Linked DNA regions of Homo sapiens: all the other regions are linked to region 3. Evidence: read pairs that join two places in POLR2A ChIA-PET (ENCODE). Cell type or tissue: MCF 10A. All regions are shown on one strand. Links, peaks and the distances in the headings refer to the core of each region. The heading gives the core; the rest is flanking DNA. Region 1 overlaps LOC112268263 (a long non-coding RNA gene). Region 2 overlaps FGGY (FGGY carbohydrate kinase domain containing). Region 3 overlaps JUN (Jun proto-oncogene, AP-1 transcription factor subunit). Region 4 overlaps FGGY (FGGY carbohydrate kinase domain containing).

Region 1 (8,300 bases), core at 1,681-6,680, 52 kb after region 3:
ACTAAGCTTGGGCATTGCTGTGCTGCAGGCGTCCATACTTTAAGTTTGGGGTTGACCAAAACTGGGCAAGTTCAGTGAGGCATTCATGGCAAGACTGTGGGAAACCAATTGGAAGGGTGGAGCCCCTCATCCTTCCACTAAACATACATTTTCAGCTTGTACCCTAATCCACCTTGTTGACACACCAGGTTCATGATGCATTTCATCCATTGTCAACACCTTGGCCGTTGAATTCACAGATATGCTCAGCTGTCACCTTCTCTCTCAAGCCTGTTTTCCAGAACCAACACAGAAATACCTGAATTCTACTTTTGTCATTATATATCAAGAGGTCTAGATAAAATAAAAATGTACCTAAAGGGCATGAAATTATAGGCGTTTTGAAACAAACTTCAAGGTAATACCAAACCTATTTTTATACAATTCAGCTACCACATTGCACATTCAACATAAACAAGACCGCCCTTTAACTGAAAGGTAATTTTTGAGACATACTAGGTTTCATTCCTTAGGCAAGTTTCCTAAACTCTCTGTTTCAGTTTCATTGGTATCACATGTGAAGAATAATACCCATGCTGAGACTTTAAAAGAGTATATTAATATATATAATACATTATTTGTAATAGATTATTTCATATGTTATATATCATATAGATTATTACATATATTAATATATGTGATATAATCTATATGATATATAATAATATATGTAGTATATGATGTATGATCTATATAATATATGTAATATATTATGCATAGTGTATATATTATTACTCATATAAAATATACATTATTACATATATTATATATCACATTATTCTATATGTAATATACCATATATAATAATATATGTCATGATAACATGTAATATTACATATATGTTATATGTTATGATAATATATAAAATTAATATATAATCTTATATGCTGTTAATATATAATGTTATATGTTACATATAATATTAATATATAACATATCATTCATATATACTACATATACACTACATATGTACAGTATAAGGATTAATGTATAATATATAATATATCTTACATATATAACATTTATTATATGTTATATATTATTATTATATTTTATAATAACATTGTATTATATGTTATACAATATATAATATGTATGATTATATAATTGATATGTAATGATATTATGATTATTGATATATAATTATTATATAATTATACAATTGTAATATTATATTATACATAACATAATATATACTACATTATATTATATGTTAATATATATGATACATTGTAACATATATATGTAAAAATATATATTACATAATTATATATCATATATGTAATAATATATTGTATAAAATTACATATATAACATATTGTATACATACTATATAATATACATGTTGTATATATACTATATAGTATATATCGCACATATAATATGTATCTATACTATATATCATATAGTATATATTCATATAATATGTAAATATGTATAACATATACATATTATATATTGCATATATAATATATTATCATATATACTATATATTATATATACATATAATATATGTATACATATACAATATATATATTTCTATTTTACAGTTGATTTAAACTGAGGCACATAGTGGTTAAGAACTTGTTAAAACTCAGAGAGCTGGAAGGTGGAAGAGCCAAAGTATTTGACTCCAATAAATGTATACATATATATATATATGTATACATATATGCACAAATATATGTATAGATGTATATATAATATATGTATATAAATATATGCATACGCATATATAATATATGTATACTATACATACATACGCATATATAATATATGTGTACTATACATACATACGCATATATATGTGTACTATACATACAGACGCATATATATGTGTACTATACATACAGACGCATATATAATATATGTGTACTATACGTACATAGGCATATATATGTGTACTATACATACAGACGCATATATATGTGTACTATACATACAGACGCATATATATTATATGTGTACTATACATACAGATGCATATATAATATATGTGTACTATACATACAGATGCATATATATGTGTACTATACATACAGACGCATATATAATATATGTGTACTATACATACAGACGCATATATAATATATGTGTACTATACATATAGACGCATATATGTGTACTATACATACAGACGCATATATAATATATGTGTACTATACATACAGACACATATATAATATATGTGTACTATACATACAGACGCATATATATGTGTACTATACATACAGACGCATATATAATATATGTGTACTATACATACAGACGCATATATAATATATGTGTACTATACATATAGACGCATATATATGTGTACTATACATACAGACGCATATATAATATATGTGCACTATACATACAGACGCATATATAATATATGTGTACTATACATACAGACGCATATATAATATATGTGTACTATACATACAGACGCATATATAATATATGTGTACTATACATACAGACGCATATATAATATATGTGTACTATACATACAGACGCATATATAATATATAATATATAGTATATATACACATTATATGCAATACATTATACAGTATATGTACATATATGTACATATACTGTATAATATATAATATGTGCAATATTATATTATATATTATTATATATTATATCATTTATTAATATATCATTTTATGTGAAATGCATAATATATTAATATATGTAATTCATATTATATATTACATATAGTATGTAATTTAGATTATATATTACATATAATATGTAATTTTGATTATATATTACATATAATATGTAATTTTGATTATATATTACATATAATATGTAATTTTGATTATATATTACATATATGTAATTTATATTATATAATCATATATTATTATATTATAGTGCATGACATATTATATAATTATGTATTATTATATGTTATATATAATTACAGGTTTTCTGTTATATATTATAATATATAATGATCATATATAATATGTAATATGTAATAGTTATATATTGCATTTATAATAATCTATTATTGTGTACCCAATAATCTATCATTGTATATATTATATATTAAGTATACATTATAATATCTTATTGTACATAAATTATATGTTACATATATAATGATATTTTATTGTATATGAAATATTGTATATATGATACATAATATAAATGTATGTAAAATAAGTATTATATACATAATAAATATTATCATGTATAGTATGTATAATAATTTGTTATCACATATTTAATAATATATTATACTTATGTATATAATACACACACTATATATATTTATATATATCTGGCACACAGTGGATGCTCAATATCCTATTGGTATCTGTAAGTATGCCTCAAAAACTCTACTTTTTACATTGTTTCCTCCCTCAGTACTGTGCTTATAGAATGTGTGTCTATCTACTTTGTGCAACTACACATTCCTTGTGTTTTTTATGAGTGTTGTGGGAGAGGACAGATGAATAATGTACGTTGAGTATCTGCCATAGACCAGGCTTAAGTGAGATGCTTTTCATACAGTATTTCGTGGCTCCTTCCCCAAACTCTGTAAGGAGACATTGAATCCCCATCACAGGGTGATGAAAGTCCAAGGACCTTGGACCATGTGTGATGCCATATTCTCTGCATCATATTTGTGCATCGTAGTGTAGGGACCGAGGTCAAAGCAATTGTTCAGTAAATATAGGAGAATTCTCCCTTGGATTCTTTTTTTTTTTTTTTTTTTGAGACGGAGTCTCGCTGTGTCACCCAGGCTGGAGTGCAGTGGCAGGATCTCAGCTCACTGCAAGCTCCGCCTCCTGGGTTCAGGCCATTCTCCTGCCTCAGCCTCCCGAGTAGCTGGGACTACAGGCGCCCGCCACCACACCCGGCTAATTTTTTGTATTTTTAGTAGAGACGAGGTTTCACCGTGTTAGCCAGGATGGTCTCGATCTCCTGACCTCGTGATCCGCCCGCCTCGGCCTCCCAAAGTGCTGGGATTGCAGGCATGAGCCACCGCTCCCGACTCTCCCTTGGATTCTTGAGGCCCCTTCCTGGAGTCTAATGCTCACTAAGGCTCGGTATTTGTGAGCAAGCACTTTGGAGTCAAATACTTTGGCTCTTCCACCTTCCAGCTCTCAGACTTTTGACAAGTTCTTAACCACTATGTGCCTCAGTTTAAATCAATTGTAAAATGGAAATCATGATAACATCTACCTCATATTATATTTGTTTTCAGAATAAAATGAAATAGTATATGTAAATTATTTTGTATAGTGCCTAGCATATAGTAAGTGCTCAATAAATGTCCCCTGAGTGGCACTACTGGAAAGATTCAGGAAGCTGCCTATCCAGCGTGGTAGGTCTAAGCCTCAGCAGCCTGCAGAAACTTGGGTGCTGTTGTTCACGGGAAGTGAAGCCCATTTTTAGCTGTGACAGTCTCACAGTTGACAAAGGAATGGTATTCATTTCCTTCAAAAGTTGTTTTGTTCTCTTTCCAAGGCTTTAGGGCAAATACTGGCTCAATAGGAAGCTCTCCGAAGGGTGAGTCAACAGTCACTCATTCTAAAAGGTGATTCACATGCCAGAGTGTGCAGTCCACAAATGTTATGGGGGTGGTACCTCTTGGGGAGAGACTGACAATGCCCTTAAATGAGTTGTTTATGATCACAAGCTGCTCATGAACAGACATGAGAACAGATGTGCCAATTAATTTCTCATATCCCCTCCACACTCCTTCACAAAGGGCACAACTCTTTCTCAAAAAGATGCTAAACTTGAGAATGACTAGCATCATTTCTCCCAAACCCCAGGCCTTTTCAAAACTTGGGCTCACCGAGAGTCAGAGGTAGAGCTGGAGATTTGGATGTTTCAAAGATTTGTGCATTCATATTGAGGTAAAATGAGAAAATTCTTGAAAAGCTGCCTGGAGGGGGATTTTGGAGTCTTGGGGGATTTCAGTGGATTGATGGCCTTGCTCCTGAATTTTTACTTGATGACAAACATTTTGTCAAAATCCAAAATTATTAATCTAATATTTTTCTGTTTGTTTCTTCCAGTAGACTGTGCACACCTCAGGGATACCAAATCTTACTTTGTATCTGTAACAGGTATGTTTGTGAAGTCCAGCATTAGCAATGTGTCAAAATGCCTGAGTCTGAATCTGAGCTTTAGGCAAGTTATTTAATCTCTCAGTGCCCCAATTTCCTCATCTATAATATGGAGACTCCAAATAATACCTACCTGGTAGGGTTACTGTGAACATTAATTGATCTGATGCATTGCCACTCAAAGTGGGATCCAAGACCAAAACAGGTCTACAAACTGTTAGCTGTCCCCTGACAGTTACCTACAGGAAGTAAGAGTAACCTCTGTAGCCGTTGCATTTTACCACAGTAGTTTCATTATATTTTACAAATATATTGGACAGTAGTAGATCATAAAACAATTTTTTAACTAGTTCTTCATCATTATTTGAGACCCACTAGTAATGTATCTCTTCTAATATAGATGTGTTCCAGCATCTGCTTATTAAAATGTATATTGTTTTATTATAAATACACTCCTCTAGCTTCTTCTTCATGATTTTTCCTTCATGGTTGTCTTTGAGCTTGGTGCGTCAGTAGTATGATTTCTATTTCTGGATTTTTTTTTTCTTTTCTTTTTTGAGATGGAGTCTCACTCTGTCGCCAGGCTGAAGTGCAGTGGCACAATCTCGGCTCACTGCAACCTCTGCCTCCTGGGTTTGAGCAATTCTCATGCCTCAGCCTCCTGAGTATCTGGGATTACAGGCATGCACCACCACATCCAGCTAATTTTTGTATTTTTAGGAGAGATGGGGTTTGATCATGTTGGCCAGGATGGTCTCGATCTCCTGACCTTGTGATCCACCCACCTCAGCCTCCCAAAGTGCTGGGATTGCAGGGATAAGCCACCACGCCTGGCCTATTTCAGGATTTTTAAAGGAGATACGTATAATGTGTATTACTACAAGTGGGTGTTATAGAGTTGACAAGCACTAATGAAGAGTTTTATTTAATGTAAGGGCTTGGATTTGATTCTAGGATGGAGTAAGAGTGCTATAGTGTTCTAAGTGAAAAACCGGGGAGCATGATGTGAGAGGGGCTTCTAAGAAATTTCATCCTCTGGCAATCTGATGGGTGATAGGATCTCCTTCTGGGTTCCAGGAAAGCTCCCTTGATGAGGTCCTGGTTGAAAGCATCCTTTCCCACCTAATAGGGAACTCCATATCGTAGAGTATGGATTTTGCTCAAAATTAACTTATGAAATATTGGACCAGAGCAAATATTTAACCAGTGAAACTGTCATAAAAGTTACTGTTTTCCAAGTCTGCTAGTTCAAAAGCATTTAAGGGGGTGCAATTTTCTCTTCTGTGTAATGAGAGATTTATAATAGATGAATAATAGTGTGGTATAGCAGAAATAATAAAGGCTTTGGAATCAGACATAACAGTGTTTTTGTTTTTTGTTTTTCTCTACCACCTATTGACCAGCAAGTAACTTAACCTCTGGGCCTCAGATTCCTCACCTGTAAAATGGGGAAAATGACACTTCACCTTGTGGGCTCTTGTGAGAGTGAACATGATAATGCAATGTGTCCCTGACATATAGTATTTCAAGCATTGTTAGCTGCTATCCCCTGTCCTTATGTTTTCATGAAGGCATTTCTGTAAAGTAAATTAAACATGGCTGTAATTTTTTTACTATTCCTGTCACTGACTAGTGGAGTCTAATTCTCCACCCCTTGAGTCTGAGCTAATGTTAGTGACTTGCTTGACCAACAGAATGTAATAGAAATCATGTTCTGGGACTTACAAAGCCAGCTTGTAAGAAACCTTGTAGCTTTCATCTGGGCCTCTAGAAAAATTAGCTATGGGGGAAGTCAGCTGCCACATAAAAAAAAAAAATCTGATTAGTCTAAGTCTTTCATGCTGTGAAGAAGCCCAAGCTAGAAAAGTAGGGAGGCCAATGGGAGAAGAGATGCCCTGGCACACCAGCCATCCCAGCCCACATACCAGGCACAAGTGAAGAAGTATTCAGAAAACTCCAGAGCCAGCCACCATCTCTGACTATAATTGTATGAAAGACCCTGAGTGAGAACCACCCAGCTAAACAGAACTGTGAGAGAAAATTGTACTCTGTCTAGGTAACCACTGGTTTAGGAATGGTTTGTAAAGCAGCAGTAGAAAGCCAGGGCATTCTGCTAGAATAAAATTTTTGGTCCTCCTGCCTCTTGCTAACTAATTAGTGATGGATGGTTTCACAATAGTTTAGCCTCCATTAGTCTACAATCCCATATCGGCTGGGGTTAAGGTATTCAAACTGGTGCTCCCACATGGCCCACCCTTCCTTCCCATTTTGTGACCTGTGAGCTTTCTCTTCCTTCTGCTCTGTGAGGCAGGTGGTTGTTTCTTGGGGGAGGGCTGCTTGCCCAGCTGTGTCTAGGTAGCTAAGTATGAAGAAGCCAATTTTGCTTCAGGGTGAGGCTACTTTTGTCAGTCTAAATCTGGTGTGTTTATCTTCTCTTTGACTCAACTGGTTCAGAACCAGTGGGGAGTATTGAGACTGGCACCTCAGGGAGACCCCCAAGCTTCCAGCTCTGACATACAGCAAAGTAAATGGTCGAGTGTTAAGCCGATTCCTAACTTGCCCTATGCCCTTGCTTATAAGCAATTCTTGCCCATATTGCTAATAATGTGTTTAATTTCCTCAAATTTACAAATGACCTAAAAGAATTAGAGTCATGGTTAGTAAGTTTGCTGGTTTCTCTTGACACTTTCGATGAATGGCTTATATTAAGCACATTACAAAGAGTAAGACAAAAACTTTCCACCAAAGCCAAGTTGGTAAACAAAGCCCCATAGACTGCCATCATAACCTGTACAAAACTCAAACACAACTTCTGATTTCCTTGGTCAGCCTGAAGCCGACAATGTGCATCTGCTCTATTGAATTCTGTTGGGCCTTTATTATTTCTTTCAGTTACCGCTGTGCTACTTCCAATTATTCTTGCTGTTCAGGACAAAAAAAAGAATGAAAATTCTGTTAAGGTTACAGATATGGCATTTTCTGCCTATTTTGTATGATAATTGCATTTCCTTAATTTATTCATCCACTCAGTAAATTTTGAATGCAGAATTTAAAATAATAGCAGCATTATTCATACTAGCCAAAAAATGAAAACAACCCAAATGTCCATCAACTGAAGAATGGGTAAACAAAATGTAATACAATTGAGTATTATTTGGCAACAAAAAGGAATGA
Region 2 (5,000 bases), core at 1-5,000, 900 kb before region 3:
CTTGCCAGAATCTGAAGCTGGTCCTCAGACCTGGGGCACAAAGGTTGGCCCCTCTTCTTTGGAGGGGAGCAAATGACGCCAAGTCTACATGCATTTTCATTTCCAAAGCAGTTCCAAATATTTTATCATTCTAATGATATTGATTACACCTGAGAGGTCACTGGAACTTTCAAAGGCTCTTTATCTCGATAGTCCCATATGGGTGGCAATTCTTATTTAAACATTAAAAAAAATACATAAAACAGACAAATAAAACAAGCACCCAGAGAGAACAAGTGACATCGTCTGAGGACAGTAAAGCAAGCACAGAGCTCCAGACTATGGGGAGTCTGTCAGGTAAGTGATGACAGATAAGACCTCAGGACTCTCTCAGCTGGTGGCTCCCTTTACTAGATTGTGTCTCCTGAAAACGATCAGGACAGGCACACACATCCTTGGGTTGAATAGGAGACATGAGCTTGTCTTTACAATGCTGTGAGCCTTGCAGCTGCTACTCAAGTCATCAGTTCCAAATCTGATCTACTATATCTTAGATTCTGTTACAGAAGACTAACAGCAAATCTCATGTAGTCAAGATGTCAGTGTGGAATTAAGCTCAGTTTCCCATTAGGGGAAGATGTGAGTGGAATTCCTTTGGAGCTGGAGATCCCAGTTTTGAATAAGATATCAATGAAGCCATGAGTCATGGTATGATGTATCTAGTATAGCAGCCTCATCTTGAAAGGCTATTCTCTGTTTGAGCTACAGACTATCTCCTGATTTGTGACCTATGGCATTTCTTTTCAGAAAATACACCACTGAACACTTAAGAAGCCAGAAAATATTTTTAAAGAAAAAACAAATCGAACAAATTAGAAAAAGAATGACAGGATAAGATATAGACCCAGAGAGACCTTCATTTCAATTCTGCTTCTGCCCTTTCTGTGTAGCCTTGGACAAATTACTTAAAACATCTCTGAAGCTTGGCTTCCTATCACAGAAGGATAAAAACACGCATCCTGCAAGCAGGATGACTGTCAAGATTAAATGAGGTGTCTTATCTCAGGCTACTATAACAAAATGCCATAGACTGGGTAAACAACAGAAATCTATGTTCTCACAGTTCTGGAGGCTCAAAGTCTGAGATCAGGGTGCCAGCAATGTCAGGGTCTCGTGGGAGCCCTCTTTTGGCCTATAGAAATGGACTTCTTGCTGTGTCCTCACATGGCAGAGAGAACAAGCCAGCTCTCTGGTGTCTTTGTATAAGGGCCCATCAGACCATCATAACCCATCAGACTAGGCTCCTGCCCTCATGATTTCATCTAACCCTAATTAGCTCCCAAAGACCCACCTCCATATACCATCACATTGAGGGTCAGGGCAAATTTTGCAGGAATACAAATATTCAGTTCACAACACAGGGTAACCTCTGCAGAACCTTAGTAAGCATCCCCCCTGTTTTAACTATTATAATTTGCCGCAGGAAGGGCAAGATATTTAATTGTGAGAACATCTCCGTCAGCTGATACACTAAAATAATAATTGACAATTCATTGATATTTCAACAACAAATATCTCCATGTGCTATTTTTGAGAAAGGACGAGACTATCCAGAAAAAGTCGAGAACTGAACTATACCACCTTTGTTTAAAGACTCACTCAGAATCCACAAGAATTCATGAGTGGATTTAATTCCTTGTGAGGGAGATTTCACAGTCATTAGTTTCAGAGGCTTGGATAGTGTGTAGTGTACCACATTTTCCAAAATGCAGTACAAACAGCATCACACTTTTACATCTGTCTGTTCCCAATAGTGTACCCTTAAATTTTGGATCTCTATGGCCCAATCTCTGTGGCTCATGAAGCATTGTTATAGGTATTAGGAAGATTATACAAAAAGCACCTAGCATAGTGTCTGGAACATAAGAGGTTCACAATAAACAAAGCTCTAATTACTGAGCTACTAGATACCTGGCTTGTAGTCCTAAGCTTGAGACCATGGGCAAGTCATTTGGACTCTGCTGCTTTGCTGAACAAATATCTCTTGAACGTTCAGTTGAGAAGTGGGAGCCAGACTTCTTGATTCTGGCATTTACTAGCTGTTTCATTTAGGCCAAGTTATTTAACTTCTTTATGCCTCAGGTTCCTCAACTATAAAATGGGGATAATAGAGCTATTGCAGGGACTAAATGAGCATGCTTGACACACAGAACTCACGATGCGCTGTCAATTACTATTACAGATAAAGGAGTGGAAGTACAGAGAAGACTGTTTAGGCCACAAGAGCTGGTAGGTAATCAAGCTAGGATTTGAGCCCAGGTGGTCTAATGCCAGAGCCTGTATGCTCTTAGCTTCCATACCACATTCATTGTTTACCTTGTATTATTTTAGCACTCAAAACCTCTCCACAAAGCCCCATGTGTGCAAGGTCTTTCGCAATTTGGTGGGAGGAAAAGTTTTCCCTCTCACCAGAAACTAGTATGTTTCCTCTTTTTGAAAGTAAGAATTATGCAATTTATCATGTGTTCTTTTTTGTCTTGCCTGCCAGGAAGCTCTGAGCCAAATTATGTGTTTAATCACAGCCACCAAATTGTTTCCTTCTTCCTATATCTTTGTTCCTTATTTTCCCTTTTAATTCCTTTTTTATTTCATACTGACAGTTTCATTTGTGTCTCTTGTTGATAGAGGCCTTCAAGGTATTTAGAAAATGGTGAGGTTGACATAAGCAAATAAAAATCTGAAATACACATGAAACACTGAAGTTTTGAGCCTTACCTGTTTCATGTGCTCAAAGAAAAGTGGTCAAGGGGAAATTTAAAAGGAATAATTTAAAAGGTATTTTAAAGAAGAAAGAAAAAAAACAACTGAAAAACAGAACGACCAACACGAACCGAGGCCAAGTCAAATGAAAACTGCAATAAATATGTCTGAGGCTAGAAGTGTTTGTGCTTTCCCTGGCTGGAACCTATCATTTCTTAATTATATCCTGTGTGTATTTTGTAAAATGCGAGCTGCTGTCAAGAGGAAGGATGGCCTCAGACAGGGGAGGAGCCACAGCCCACCCCCTGGTCTTCACATACCTGTACAGAAGCGAAATCCCCTGAGGCACAGGCACCCAGAACAGCAGCACCCACAAGAACGGACTCCACCTCTTGCGACAGGACCACAGGCATGCCTGCGCAGGACAAGGCCACACCTTGGTTAGGGAGCAGAGCCAGGGGAGTGTGAGGAGCCAACAAGCAGCCGCAGTGGCAAAAACACCTGACATCAGGGCAGCAGCAGGCCCCCCGCCCGACTCCCTGCAGTCCTCCCTTCTTTATTCCTTGGGATTATTTGGTTCTAAAAGATTTCACTGCCTGTGCCTGCTGGTGCAGTAGCCAAGAGCCCAAGGGAACCAACACCATATATATCAACTCACGAGACCTCAGTGCCCAGGTTTTTCAGGCTTCTGCAAGCTGCTACCTGCCATTTGATTCAAGTTCAGATCCACTGATGTTTATTAAGCGCTCTGCTGGCCGAGGGAATACTGAGATGAATCGGACTGTGCCCTGCTATTCAGGTTTCAGAGGGAAATGGATGAGAGAGATGAAGGCTACGGAGGGGGTTGGTTCTCTAACTGAGATGTGCTAAGGGAAAGGAGATAGCAAGAGAGGGTGTGATTCATCCCTCCAGGGGCTTCTCCCCTCTCTCAGGGTGCATGCCACAGCCCTTACAGTGGCTGACAAGGGGCTCTCCCTCCCAGATCTGGCCCCACTTCTCCCTCTCTGATATCCTCCTCTTCTCCTTCCAGCCACGTAGTCCTGGCCTCCTTGCTGCTTCCTGAGTGTGCCTCGGGGCCCTTACCCATGCTGTTCCCTGTCTGGAACACTTCCTCCTAGATGCCCACATGCTAATTGCCGGCCCATCCTTCAAGTGTTTCCGCAAACATCACCTTCCTACTGAGCTTTCCCTGGCCATCAGATTTAAAATTACAACTTCCCTCAACACTCCTTACCCCCTTAACTGCTTCATCCCACCTTCCAACATTGTATTTTACTTACTTATCTTGTTTAATGTCTGTCTCCCCTCCAAAAACTTAAGCTACTTGAGGGTAGGGACTCTGTTTTGACTACTGCGGAATCCCTGGCATTTAGACCAGTATCTAGCACATGGTAAGTGACTGAATGATGAGTCACTTACATTTCTGGGGTAGCGGTCATCACAGATTACGGTGGAGATGAGGCTTAAACAGGCATCTGAAGGGTGAGCAGGAGTCCACCAGGCAGGGAGGAGCCCTCCATATGCCAATGCCCAGAGGTTGAGGGTTCATGGTAGGTTTAAGATTAACAGAAATAATTTAGGATTCTTAGGTCTATAATGTATAGATTAGTCTGCTAATCGGGAGATGGCAGCAAACTTTACAGAGGTAAACTTGTGGTGTAAAAACTGTCTTCTACTCAAGCCATAAGAGTTATTTTCCCAAAGCCTAGATTTCTTTTCCTATCTTGTCTGAGAAGACACTCTCTCTACATCCCATTACTTCCCCACTCAATTCTTTCCTCCAGCTACCCAGAGAAAAAGGGCAGGGGAGTAAATTCCCACAGACACCCCAGAGAATTTAGGAATACCAGCTCTCAACTGGGCCAGGACTTAAGACATTGCCAACATGGTGTCAGGTGGGGTGGGAATGCTGGGAGAAGCTCAGACCTGAGTTTATTTCCTGGTTCCACTAGCTCTGTGTCCAGTAAGTCACTTACACTCTTTAAGCCTTGGTTCCCAAATGCAAATGGGGATCATCCCAAATGTAAAATGGGGATGATGATAAGATGTACCACACAGGTGTGTTGTGAGGCTTAATGAGAGGGCACACACTTGGTGCTTAGCATATTTCCTGGCCTACAGTAAGCCCTGGAGAAATGATGGCTGCTACTGTTAGAATTCAGGTAGATGGCAAGTGAAGCCTCTATGCATGTACTAGACCTGGACTAAAAACTGGATAAGTGGGGAAGGGACAATAAAGGTTCCCATCAACCATCCAGAGG
Region 3 (7,879 bases), core at 1-5,000:
CTAAAGCCAAGGGTATCCAAGTTGGACTGGGTTGCGTCCTGACGGCGCCCCCAGTGTGCACGAGTGGGAAGGACTTGGCGCGCCCTCCCTTGGCGTGGAGCCAGGGAGCGGCCGCCTGCGGGCTGCCCCGCTTTGCGGACGGGCTGTCCCCGCGCGAACGGAACGTTGGACTTTTCGTTAACATTGACCAAGAACTGCATGGACCTAACATTCGATCTCATTCAGTATTAAAGGGGGGAGGGGGAGGGGGTTACAAACTGCAATAGAGACTGTAGATTGCTTCTGTAGTACTCCTTAAGAACACAAAGCGGGGGGAGGGTTGGGGAGGGGCGGCAGGAGGGAGGTTTGTGAGAGCGAGGCTGAGCCTACAGATGAACTCTTTCTGGCCTGCCTTCGTTAACTGTGTATGTACATATATATATTTTTTAATTTGATGAAAGCTGATTACTGTCAATAAACAGCTTCATGCCTTTGTAAGTTATTTCTTGTTTGTTTGTTTGGGTATCCTGCCCAGTGTTGTTTGTAAATAAGAGATTTGGAGCACTCTGAGTTTACCATTTGTAATAAAGTATATAATTTTTTTATGTTTTGTTTCTGAAAATTCCAGAAAGGATATTTAAGAAAATACAATAAACTATTGGAAAGTACTCCCCTAACCTCTTTTCTGCATCATCTGTAGATACTAGCTATCTAGGTGGAGTTGAAAGAGTTAAGAATGTCGATTAAAATCACTCTCAGTGCTTCTTACTATTAAGCAGTAAAAACTGTTCTCTATTAGACTTTAGAAATAAATGTACCTGATGTACCTGATGCTATGGTCAGGTTATACTCCTCCTCCCCCAGCTATCTATATGGAATTGCTTACCAAAGGATAGTGCGATGTTTCAGGAGGCTGGAGGAAGGGGGGTTGCAGTGGAGAGGGACAGCCCACTGAGAAGTCAAACATTTCAAAGTTTGGATTGTATCAAGTGGCATGTGCTGTGACCATTTATAATGTTAGTAGAAATTTTACAATAGGTGCTTATTCTCAAAGCAGGAATTGGTGGCAGATTTTACAAAAGATGTATCCTTCCAATTTGGAATCTTCTCTTTGACAATTCCTAGATAAAAAGATGGCCTTTGCTTATGAATATTTATAACAGCATTCTTGTCACAATAAATGTATTCAAATACCAATAACAGATCTTGAATTGCTTCCCTTTACTACTTTTTTCTTCCCAAGTTATATACTGAAGTTTTTATTTTTAGTTGCTGAGGTTAACATTGCTGCAATCTGAAGTGATTTGAAAATTAAGAAGCAAAGAATTTAGGAAGAGTCAAACTAGAAGTTGTGATCTGAATGAAACAGTCTCCCAATTTCATTAATTCTTTCCCTCTTTCTCCATCTCTATCTCTCTCTCTACTACCTCACCCCCAAATAAACCCCTATGCCTATGGAAACTAACAGTTTAGCATTTTGGGTCTGTCTGTAGCTTATTTCTTAATTTGTTTCTAAAATAATCAACCTTGTTTAAATATAGAATAAGTCTCAAAAGATAGTAATCTAATACTATGGAAAAGATTCACAAGAGAAAACATGAACTAGTACTAACTCAATGATTACATGCGTAAATCAAACCTCAGCTCTGGGGAAATGGGAAACTTGAATTCTACCTACAGATATAACTTAGGAGATCAACAAGGCAGTGCTTAACAAGGGAACAATTTTTTGCTTGGTTGCTTTTCATACCAAGAGCCAGTGTGATTATCAGGCAGCAAAAGCAATTTGATATCCAGGAATATTTCACAAACCACTAATTGAGTCAGGGCTGTTTGCTCATTAGCAGTGTTCTAGTACCCAGTAGGTCTGGGAGTGCTAATATCCTGCCTGTGGCTGTAAATCCAAATACACAAAGAGTTTCTCCTTAGGAGTATATCTAGGAGTGGAAGAGATTGGACAGGCTTGTTAGCTTCGGATCCTTTGTAATAACACTTCTTGAACAAAGGGTTACTGGGAGCAGAGCCCAGTTTGCCAAACTGAATTTGCCGATGTCAGCAACCCGGAAGGTGAGATGATTTTGACCATATGTAGAAATAGCAGAGGGACAATAAAGCATTTTGGGGTGGGGCTCTGTGGAAGCTAAACAAGAGCCAACTAGAAAAAATAAGCAGGCTGGGGAATTAATTACCTGCAAAGGTAGACTAAGCCCAGACAACAGTACAGCACAGAAAAGCCACACCACTCCCCAGTTTGCTTTAGATTTCAGTGTTAAAAAAAAAAAAAGTCTGAAACTCAGGCCTATCCCCATGCTTGATTGTTTCAATTAACATTCTAAATGTATATTCTTGAAATTCTAACCATTCTAACCAAAAGGGGTAGAAAAAAGTAATTGTGGTAGAGGAAATTAACCCATGATCTCTGGTAAATTTTGGAGACAAAAGATTAACTGCTTATAAACACTTAATGGTTAAGCTTATTATGGGCCTTCAATGAGTTAATCTTTGAATTAAGGTAACACTAATAGTTGGAGAAGATGAAGCTGGTGACACATCGTCATTAATCCTCTTAATTTTTTTTACACATATATATATGTTACATATATAAAATAATTCAATCAAGGACATTTAACCCTCTCTGTCTATCAAGACAGAGGGTTCATGAACTCAGTGAAAATGCCCAGAAAGTTGTGTTTGTGTGTCTGTACACACTCTTCTGAGGAGAGAAATTTTTGCTTTTATTCGACCCTCCCAGAGTTCCATGACTCAAAAAAAAGGGTTAATAAACCATGAACTGACCAGCTACATGCCCACTATCAGAAACATATCATTGTATGGATCTAAATCCCATGCTCTTTCACCCCTTCATGTTTCTGCTTGCATGTATTTGCCTGGAATACCTTTCCTTCTAGTTCAACTGATAAATCCTACCCATTCTTCAAGTCTTGGCGTAAGTGACACCTTCTCTGTAAAGCTTCCCTTAGTAACTCCATCTTCAAAAGGAATGAATAATTCCCTAATGAGCATGATAACATTTTATCAAAAATCCTATGATAGCACATACAAAAATGTATTATGAACCTCTGTGTCTCCTGGTCAGAACCCTATCTTCTTCATCAATGGACTCCCAAACTTTTAATGTAGCGCCTGGCATATAGTAGATGTTCATAAAATAAATGTTTGATGACTGAACGAACAAGTGAGCTCAAACCCTCCTCCAACATAATTCCAAGTCTTAGTTTCTTCTAGTAAATATACTTCATTCATTTCCAGGTGCATAACTCGTGATGGATCAACCCTCAAAGTCAACCTGGCCAACCCTCAAGTTCTAAAGCCCAGTACTTAGTGAGTGTTCTTAAAAGAATTAAGCTGTTAGCACATTCATACATCCAGCCACACACAGTGTCCCTTCCTGCCTCCACTAATGCAGGTGAGCATCTTCTTACATTAAATGGGTCTGCCTGAAACATTAGTTTTGAAGGTGGAAATGGAGCCTATGTGTGTCCTTGGGCAGGCACAAAAACAGTTCCAGATGTGTCTTCATTTAAAACAACCAGCTTTATTGGTAATGAGAGAGGGGACTTTCTGTTAGTAAAATTAGACATATTTCAGGGGTCCAGAAGTTAGTACCCAATGTTTGCTTGCTGAGACAGGAATCATGCTAATCCATCTATTCCTCCATGTCATTTCATTACTAGAGAAGTGCATTCATGAACCAAGGAAAGAGGCCATGACTTCTGGTTTGATTGTCCCTTGCCTCCTCCACCCACCTCTATGGTGGTCAAGTAGGATCTCATAGAAGAGGGGAAGAGGGTTAGCAGCTGGGATGGCCCCAGAATGTAAAACTATTCTTTCCTAACTCTGGAACCTAACTTGAGTTGTTTGGTTTTGGACTTTTGAACATCATAAAGCAGGGCATTCCTCTGGTCCTGAGTCTCTTTGAGGCCCTCTGCTTGTCTGTGGGGATTCAATGATGAGCAAAATATAATCCCTATTCTCAAGGAACTCACATTCTGGTAGAGTGGAATGTGGAGATGAAATAGAAACTATTCTAAAGGCACAAGATATATGCTATAAGAAAAAGGTGCCAGATGGGAGCAGAAGGAGACATTATTAGAAAATGCTTTATGGGAGAGGTGACATTTGAGCTGATCCAGTGGGCCTTACCAGGCAGAAAAGATTGGAAAGAAACGTGCATGCAAAGGCAGAGAAGTATGAGAAAACGTCTTGTGTTTAGGGACCTGAAGGCTGCTTAGAGAAGCTCGGAAGAAAGATACGAGAAGAAAACTGAAGGGAGAAGAGGCAGGGAAGTTGAAGGCTTGGGTTGAGATTTAATATCCATTCCATGTTATCCTATAGGTGACGGAGAAAGCAGGTGAATTTGAAACAGAGTGGGGACATAATACCCTCAGCTTAAGAATGATTCATGCTGGCAACAGTTTGGAGGATGGATTGGTGAAGAAGAAGCTAGGTAAGGGGTGAAATACCAAAGATAGGTTTTCAGTTTTATTTAGAATGCCTGTGGTATTTAAAGTAGTCTTACAGTTGGGGGACAAATGGGAAGAAGATGGCTTGGTCCAGGCTACATCATGCCACCTTTCTTCTTATGTAACTTTCTGATGAGTTAGGCCTAAAGAGGGATACCAGGAGGTTTGCTTTCCTCTTATGCTACCTGCTCCATGCTTACATTTTCCTCTCCATTGGGTCCATTTGATACCTGAAAGAAAATCTTCTCACAAAATGGTCTAGAGCCCACCTGTTCAGAGTCAGGAAGCTCAAATAAACAGATGTGAATGAAACAGACCTGCACCCGTGTAGGCCAGGCCTTCCAGGGTTATAGCACAGAACTGGTCTTCACTGCTGCAAGACCAAACCTGACTTTATCTGGTCACCTAGAATTGATTAAGCTCAATGAGGCTAGTTGACCCAAACTTTATAAACTCTTTGATGTATAAACAAATTATGTTGAGGGAACTGATAATAACATTTTACATTCCCATAGCACTCATTTTCTACCACAAGTAATATTGAAATCCTATTTTGTGCCAGAAACCAGGAACACAGAAGAGTGAAAGCAACAGGATGCCTTCCCTCATGGAGTTTCTCATCTAGCTAAAAGGAACAGTAAATAAACACACAAGGCCAGGCATGGTGGCTCACACCTGTAATCCCAGCACTTTGGGAGGCTAAGGCAGGCATATTACTTCAGGTCAGTAGTTCGAGACCAGCCTGGCCAACATGGTGAAACCCTGTCTCTCTGCTGAAAATACAAAAATTCGCTGGGCATGGTGGTGGGTGCCTGTAATCCCAGCTACCCAGGAGGCTGAGGCAGGAGAATCACTTGAACCCAGGAGGCGGAAGTTGCAGTGAGCTGAGATGGCGCCACTGCACTCCAGCCTGGGCGACAGAGAGAGATTCCGTGAAGAAAGAAAGAAAGAGAGAGAGAAAGAGAGGGAGGGAGGGAGGGAGGAAGGAAAAGAAACACACAAATAAATATATGATTAAAGTGCAATGAAGAAAAAGAACTGGGCACTAATAAAGAGAAGATCTAAATTGGGTTGGCAACAAAGTATTTCTGGAGAACTACTTGAGCTGAGAAATCTTAGACTAAGAGTTCCCCATGTGAAGAGCAGATGAATAGGAGTGAGACATCCCAGGTGAAGAATCAGCATGAAGGAGAGCCTGGGAAAGACTCTGGTGCACCCTAGTAGTTATGAGAAGGCCTGAATCCCTGGAGCATACTAAGCAAAAGAAAGAGTGATGAGCAATGACATTTGTACTCACCCATCCATACTCTTGTAGTTTCCAAAGCTCTTTTGCCTCTTCTGTCTCATGTTATTTTCACCACTGTTCTCGGGATGCCCATTGATAGTAGTCATGTTTCATGGGAGCAGAAGCTGAGGCTCCCAGTGAGTTTTAAGTGCTTTTGTTGAGGCCATGGCTCCAGTAACTGGTGGGGCACAATTTGGTCCCCAGGCATCAAGAACCATATTTTTCACCTATATTGTTCCAAGAAACAGAAATCCTGGTGACCTTGGGTCTCTTACTCAGTGCACACCCCTACGTCTACATCAAGGACCCTGAGGACTGAATTAGTTATCAGAAGGTTCTTTGATGTGCACAGCATCTGAGCAAAGGTAATCAGATAGTCTCCTGGGATATTTTGTCCATGCCGCAGCAATGTCTAATGAACTCTCCTTGCCTCTCTGCAAACTCCCCCTCTCTGGAGAGAACGAACACTTCTGTGCTGAGAAGCCCTGAGAGTTTCTTGCTATACAAACTTCTTTCATGTACATCACTAAAAAACATTGTTTGATGATTGCCTCATTATTGCTTCAAACAATTGTGTTACCAGATGACCAATACAGTTATTGCCTTCTTAGGTTGTAGGTACTCACTGGTCCCCTGGACAGAATTTGAATATTTCCCAAATATCCTGAGGATTGTACATTCATCACCTTGGGCTGATGACTAATCTCTTCCAGGGTGTATTGATTGATCTTAGGTTCATGCTTGAAGGGGGAAACTTTTCCTGATATTATGTTATCCTGGAGAAAAATGGGCAGGCATCTGAATTGTTCTATTATTGACCATTCTACCAGTTAAGATGTGTGCAGGGGCCAGCAACAGAACATGCAACGTAAACCAGAAGACCAGCTATGAAACAAGTCCACGAGTGGCTAATGTAGTGGCTTAATGACATAATCACGGGTTCAGGTGCCTCCTATCTTTTCATTTCACCATTCTCAGTGTGTCAAGGAAGTTTCTTGTGAGCACTCAAGATACCTGCAGCATTTCCGGCATCATAAGTCAACACAATAGTCACCAGCAATGCAGGAATGTTTACTATCATCTTTCTGTTTTTATTAACAAGAGAAACTTTCCTAGCGGCTCCCCACCTCCACCCCAGTAGACTTGCCCTTTTGTCCCATTGGACAGGAGCAGGTCATATTCCTAGACTCAAAATCATTCATGACTAGGAAATGAACCCACCATGATTGCTTGTACTTTGCCATCTCCTACCTCCTTGAACTTAAGCGAGAGGACTTCTGACTTGCATCAGCCAATGAAATGCAAACAATGGTGACATATCACACCAAGATAGGACGCCTTGAGAGCAACTACAAGATTCAACATCTTCCCTTTTCTTTGCCTTGGCAACTGTGGACACACAGGAATGCAATGTCCATCAGCCTGTGTCCTTAAACGATAGTGATGTGGACAGAGTCCACTCTCCTCTCCCACAACTCCTGACCACCAGCATACCCACAGTGACCATTTAGCATGAGCAAAATCCCCCAAGAATTTGTTGCTTTAAGGCACTGAATTTGAGGGTTGCTTGTTCTTATAGCATTACCTAGTATATTCTAACTCTAGTAGGAACCAACAGTAGGAACGATATCCTCTGGTAGGAACCAATAATGCTTGCTACAAGCATAATAAAAACCGACACGTATATAATATTTATAATAGATACCATTTGCTACATGTCTCCTATGTAGCAGGCATTGTGTTAGGACTTCCAGGGTTGGTGTTAAGGGGAAATGGAGCATCAGGTCTTGTTCAACTTTAGGAAATAAGTGACTTGTAGAAGCTCAAGCTGAATCCAACTCTTCCTGACTCCAAAGAACTGGCTTTGTCCACACAGGACCTTGCTCTTGAATAGTACTGCCATGTAAATTTCTATCTCATTGAACTCTGCAACTTCTCTGCCACACAGGCACTGTTATTTCATTTTGTATATGAGGAACTGAGATTTAGAGAAAAAAACTATCTTGCCAAACTTCAGAGCTAGAAAGACACTAGAGCCTCTGCCCTTCCCACTGTTCCTCACTGCACTTCTGAACAAACACATCAGGAATTGAGGTATTATGAGTTAGGGGAGAGAATTGAGGTATTATGA
Region 4 (5,000 bases), core at 1-5,000, 920 kb before region 3:
ATAAAATGAATGCAAGAAAGAAAAATGACTGAAGAATGATTATGACATAAGCTCTGTCCTCAGTCAATTTCCAGTCTAGTGGAGAGGCAGACATAAAAAAAGAGTCACCAAACTTGTGTGAAGTACGATATCCAAGGTCTGTTCCGTGCTGTGGAGCACTGAGGATGAACTGTGCTGGGATTCCACTTCTGCCTTATGTTCATCTTAACTGACTTTGCAAGATAAAAATGTGTGGGGCTATGGGTATATATGGAAGATACTCAGGGTATAACCTTTCTTAGGCCAATTCTCTTGCACGTGTCCCCCTATCCCCAGCACTCCCAGTGGATGACATCTCAGGATTTTGCAATTCCAAACCATTTCTTTGAATTCAGTGAAACTAGAGTCTGAGACAGAAAACACAAGTGTTGGCAGCAGAGAAAGGAAAGAGAGAGGAGCCCCACAGTATTCTCCTTACTCAACACATTCCAGCCTCCCTGCTTTTTTTGCTTTCCTTCACACATGTTCAATTCATTCCCACTCCAGGGCCTTTGCACTTGCTGTCCTTTCTGTCATTTGGGACTCACCACGAACATCCCTTCCTCAGGAGGGCCTCTCTCCTGCTCACAAAGCCAGCCCTTCACACCCAGTCTGTCATTCCATTTTTGCTCCCTGATATCACTTTGCTTTCTTTTGTAACATTTCTTGTTACCTGAAATCAATATTACTTGTTGTGATTGCTGTTTCTTAGGATCTTCCCAACTGAATGTAAGTTCTATGAGGGCAGGTGTTGCTAGACAAAGCTAGAGGCACTCAGTGAGGAAAGCAGACAGGTATCAGACAGTAAAGGAGACGTGCACACTCCAAAGGGAGGGCAGGCTAATGGGGCTAAGAAAAGTGACACTGACTCCCAAGCAGTTCAAGGAAAAACTAATAACATAAACTCTTATTGCACACGACCTGTGATAAGCTCATGCACTACTTTGTTGAAGTTTCCTTGTTGGAACACAGAAGCATTCTGTGAATGTGGGTAAAAATTGGGATAATAACAGTTCCTGTCCCATGGTGACTGAGTTAATTCATGCAAAGTGGTTAGAACAGTGCTTGGCATATAAAAAACATCAATAAACTTTGCCTATCATCATTGTCACCATCATTATTTACAGAGAGATATGACAGATAGATAATACTCATCTATAAGAATTATATGCATTGCTGTGCACTGTATTTGCTTTTTCTTTTTGAAATGATTCTTAGAATTCCTACAGTGTACAAAGTTAAACATGTGCCACCTATTTTGAACTTAATGTAGTACAAAAACAGTTTTATAAGACTTGTTTGTCAGTTTTTATATAATCGAAGAATTTTAATGTGTTTGTAACAGACACATTTATGATTGCTTTGATCAAGAATTTAAAAGCTTCAAGCCATATAAACATGGAGAAAATGTAAGGGCTCTGAGAAGCTAGAAGAAATAATGATATCAGTGGAGAGAACAAATAGGCTAAAAGTCTCAATGACAACTTTATAAGGGTGAATATGGATATAGAATATTGAACAAGGCAAATAGAAGAATTAGAGATGTGAGAAGCGAGACATTCGCACAGAACAAGTCAAAGCACCACATACAGTCATCACTTCTCTGCAATCAACGCGGGACATGCCTGTTACAAAGGCAAGAACAGCAGGCAAACTGTTGCAAATAAGAACGAGAATTAAACATGTTAATAAATATGATGTTGTTTTATCAATAACTTTAAAAATCTGCTAGAATACTGTATGTTACTCCAAGTTCAGCTAGTTCTTTATTTTTATAAAAACCTCTTTTTATTTACCTCCTTTTTTTGTTTGCATATTGGAAGCCTGGTAAATAGAACTGGAAACCTACCTCGCCCAGGGTACCATTTGCCTTCTTTCTCCATCAGCCCCAATGACCCACAAATACTTTTTCTATCCATGGCAAAAGAGCAGAGGGGTTGTTTTTGAGATTTTAGCAGCCCATGCAATGTTCTCTACAGCCCCTAGGTGTCACTATTGCAAAACTAACAGAAGCCTGAACCGTCAAAAAGAAAAAGTACATTTAATATGAAACACTTTCAATAACTATGCAAAAGGCAGACATCATTTAATACAGAAGCTACAAACAATTTAGTATCTCTAATTGAATTTTTAATTTCCTTTTAAACTCAAAGGCTCACCCCAAGAAGAAGAAAAATATCATTTTTTAGCCAGAAAAAAAATCTCAGAACTGTTCTTTCTCCTAACATTTACACTGAGGGACTCAGCTGAAGCTCACGATACTAAAAGTTTGTGGTATAATTTGTTTTATAATCAAGATTGGTTTGATAGTACAAAAGCTTTCAGAGTAAAAATGTAAGACAGTAAATGAGAGCTGGCTGGAAGGAAAAATGTAGCTATGTTAGTTTGATATTCAACCAAAAGCTATAATCTTATTAAACATATTTAAACATGGTTTTCATTTAGATTTGGCAGCTTGATTAATGGGGATGTATTAAATAATACCTGGCTGCTAGGAGCATATTTAGGAATCAGTGCCACATAAAACATACGACATGTACAATTCAGTTTCATTATTATTTAAGGTTCTCTGTTCTCTTGGCTGTGGGCACACACATATTAAAAATTAAGTACACGCACTCAATGTATGCGCTGCGCTTTTAAAGGGCTTTCTCTTTAAGCAGAAAGATGAAATGGAAAACGAACTCAACTCTGGTGAAAGGTAATGGATTCATCCCTTTGGGGACAGCTGTCCTGTTTATCAAAAGAAAGGGGAGAGGTGGGTCAGAAGCAAGAAAAAAAAATTCCCAAGTGGTCAGCAAAGAGAGACGCCCAACTTCAGAGGGGAGCTGAAATCAGTTTCTACACCCAGGCTTCCTTCTTTGTCACAGTTGAGAGGTCGAATGAATGGTATGTTTAACCATGAGGCCATGGGGGAATTGAGATGCTGATTCCCAGAGCATTATAGAAACACTTTGGTAATGGGGGTGTGGGGGTTGGAGGGGAGTGTGAAGAAGCATCTGTAGTTTTTCTGGGCATAATGCTAGGTACTGACCAAGGGGTGGGAACTGCGGGGTGGGCATGGTTCTGACTAGCTGGGAAGATAGAAAAGTATGAAGTAAAGGACCAAGTATCATAATAGAGTTCTACTCAGTGTTTTTGATGAGAAAAAAATGATACATATGACATGCAGAACCTTATCAATAAATTATCTTTCTCCCCTTTCAAATGACATGAGGTTCCCTAATAATCTTTGGGCTGGAACAAGACATCTCAGAGAGGCCAAAATGTCATATATCACATTACATTTCTAAACAACCCAATGGGACAGGGAAAAGTACTATTAATATTTTAACTTTGGAAACTATGTTTAAATCCAGAAAAAATACAGAAAGCATCTCATCAATCAGAAGGAAAAAAAAGACATGCTTTTTTGATAAAAGTATTATTATCTCTATGTACAGATTACAGAACTGAGGCTCAGAGAGTTCAATCACGTTACCCAAGATCACATATTTAGTAAGTTTCAGAGGTAGGACTGGAACCCAAGCTTGTCTTATTTGAAAACCCACTTTTAAAATCTTCAACTCTCATTGCTTCTCTGATTGACTGAAGCCTTGGGCAGAAGAAACAAAGAAAATAGGGGGTGATGTGGAGGGGCACAGCATGCAATTCTGTTTACCTCTTGTGTCACCTACTTGCAAAAGACTGGAAGAAGAGAGTCTGATTTCTTCTCAAATACTGCTTCCCATTGCTGCTATCGTCCACAACTGAGCTATCTATTTCCCCCACTGGAAAGAAGTCACAAAAATGTTAAGCACGCCAAAGTCTTCACAGCGACGATGGTTATAATCAGCAGATCACAGAGAACAAGCTATGTTGCATTAAGAATACAACCAAGAAGGAAGGAAATTCTGATACGTGCTACAGCATGGATAAACCTTGAGAACATTATGCTAAATGCAATTAGCCAGTCAACAAAAGACAAATGCTGTATGATTCCACTTATATGAGGTATCTAAAGAGTAGTTAAATTCACAGAGACAGAAAGTAGAATGGTGGTTGCTAGGGGTTGGGGGAGGGGGCAATGCAGAGTTATTGTTTAACGGGTAAAGTTTCAGTTTTGCAAGATGAAAAGAGTTCCGGAGATGGATGGTGGTGATGGTTGCACAATAATGTGAATGAACTTAATACCACCAAACCGTACACTTAAAAATGGTTAAGATGATAAATTTTATGTTATGTGTATTACAAACAAACAAAAGAATACAACCAGGACCACCTCCTCCAATGGTGATTTACAATTATGTACAATGTTCTCTTGCCTGGCACAATATGAAGCATGACCTTCAACATTTTCAAATTTTTTGAAGTAAAGGTATTTTTGTGGTATTTCCTCGCCACTTTTCTGGAAAGCAGTACATCTGGAGGTAAAGGGTTTTTTTTTTTCATGTAATTTTACATTTGCGTGTTTCATATGGATGCTTGTCCTGGTTTGATCAGCAACGAGCTCTCTGGCCATGCACAAAGCACTTCCCGTTTCTGGGTCTCAACTTCCTCATCTGTAAAAAGAGGGTTTGTGTGGGATGATCTCTAAGGGCCCTTCCAGTTCTCAGTTCAGATTCCTATTTTTCCAAATGCTAATAGTGTCTACACTCTTAGGTACACATTGCTTACTATTAACACTCATCAGATCCTTTTTGCGAGCCACTCGTCATTTCAGAAATACCTGCACTTGCTGCACTTTTCCTGGGGGCTAGACAGAGAGATGAAGGACACAGTGTGAGGTAGGTAGACAGAAAGAAAACAATTGAAAGGCCTCTTGGAAGGAGCACTGGACTGGGAGTCTGATGCTATGAGGTTTAGTCCTGGGCCCCCGCCACTTGCTCACCATGTGAATCAGGGAGGAAGAAAGCATTTACTGGGGCCTTTTATGCATGAGGCACTTTTATACATATTATCGTACTATTTCACACATTTTAGTAATTCAGGTCCTATCTTCA

Evidence for each region. ChIA-PET counts read pairs that join two places held together with the same protein. Peaks named below come from ENCODE experiments on the same cell type or tissue, not always from the same donor. Only the 100,000 strongest peaks of a DNase experiment are listed, where the experiment ranks them.
Region 1: POLR2A ChIA-PET joins it to region 3 with 19 read pairs; 11 of 35 experiments call an interaction of 5 or more read pairs at or near these places.
Region 2: POLR2A ChIA-PET joins it to region 3 with 15 read pairs; 5 of 35 experiments call an interaction of 5 or more read pairs at or near these places.
Region 4: POLR2A ChIA-PET joins it to region 3 with 11 read pairs; 11 of 35 experiments call an interaction of 5 or more read pairs at or near these places.

What each region holds. Positions count from the first base shown.
Region 1 is chr1:58,723,841-58,732,140 of GRCh38, reverse strand. All of the region lies in intron 5 of LOC112268263 (a long non-coding RNA gene), which reads right to left. Among named protein-coding and RNA genes, the nearest start is that of MYSM1, 28 kb to the right of the region's middle. RefSeq lists an enhancer at 4,092-5,291 and a silencer at 5,253-5,302. In MCF 10A, for the core only: no CTCF peak of the experiment used is centred there; a DNase peak (open chromatin) is centred at 4,550.
Region 2 is chr1:59,672,193-59,677,192 of GRCh38, reverse strand. FGGY (FGGY carbohydrate kinase domain containing) reads right to left here. Exons shown (of 16, transcript NM_018291.5): 14 at 3,060-3,154. Among named protein-coding and RNA genes, the nearest start is that of MIR4711, 59 kb to the left of the region's middle. RefSeq lists an enhancer at 3,153-3,680. In MCF 10A, for the core only: no CTCF peak of the experiment used is centred there; DNase peaks (open chromatin) are centred at 2,422, 3,122, 3,762 and 4,152.
Region 3 is chr1:58,774,088-58,781,966 of GRCh38, reverse strand. JUN (Jun proto-oncogene, AP-1 transcription factor subunit) reads left to right here. Exons shown (of 1, transcript NM_002228.4): 1 at 1-1,176. Among named protein-coding and RNA genes, the nearest start is that of JUN, 6.0 kb to the left of the region's middle. RefSeq lists a silencer at 1-123 and an enhancer at 7,763-7,822. In MCF 10A, for the core only: a CTCF peak has its summit at 17; a DNase peak (open chromatin) is centred at 1,926.
Region 4 is chr1:59,696,436-59,701,435 of GRCh38, reverse strand. The region is part of intron 14 of FGGY (FGGY carbohydrate kinase domain containing); the gene reads right to left. Among named protein-coding and RNA genes, the nearest start is that of MIR4711, 34 kb to the left of the region's middle. In MCF 10A, for the core only: a CTCF peak has its summit at 2,001 (motif pointing right); a DNase peak (open chromatin) is centred at 2,005.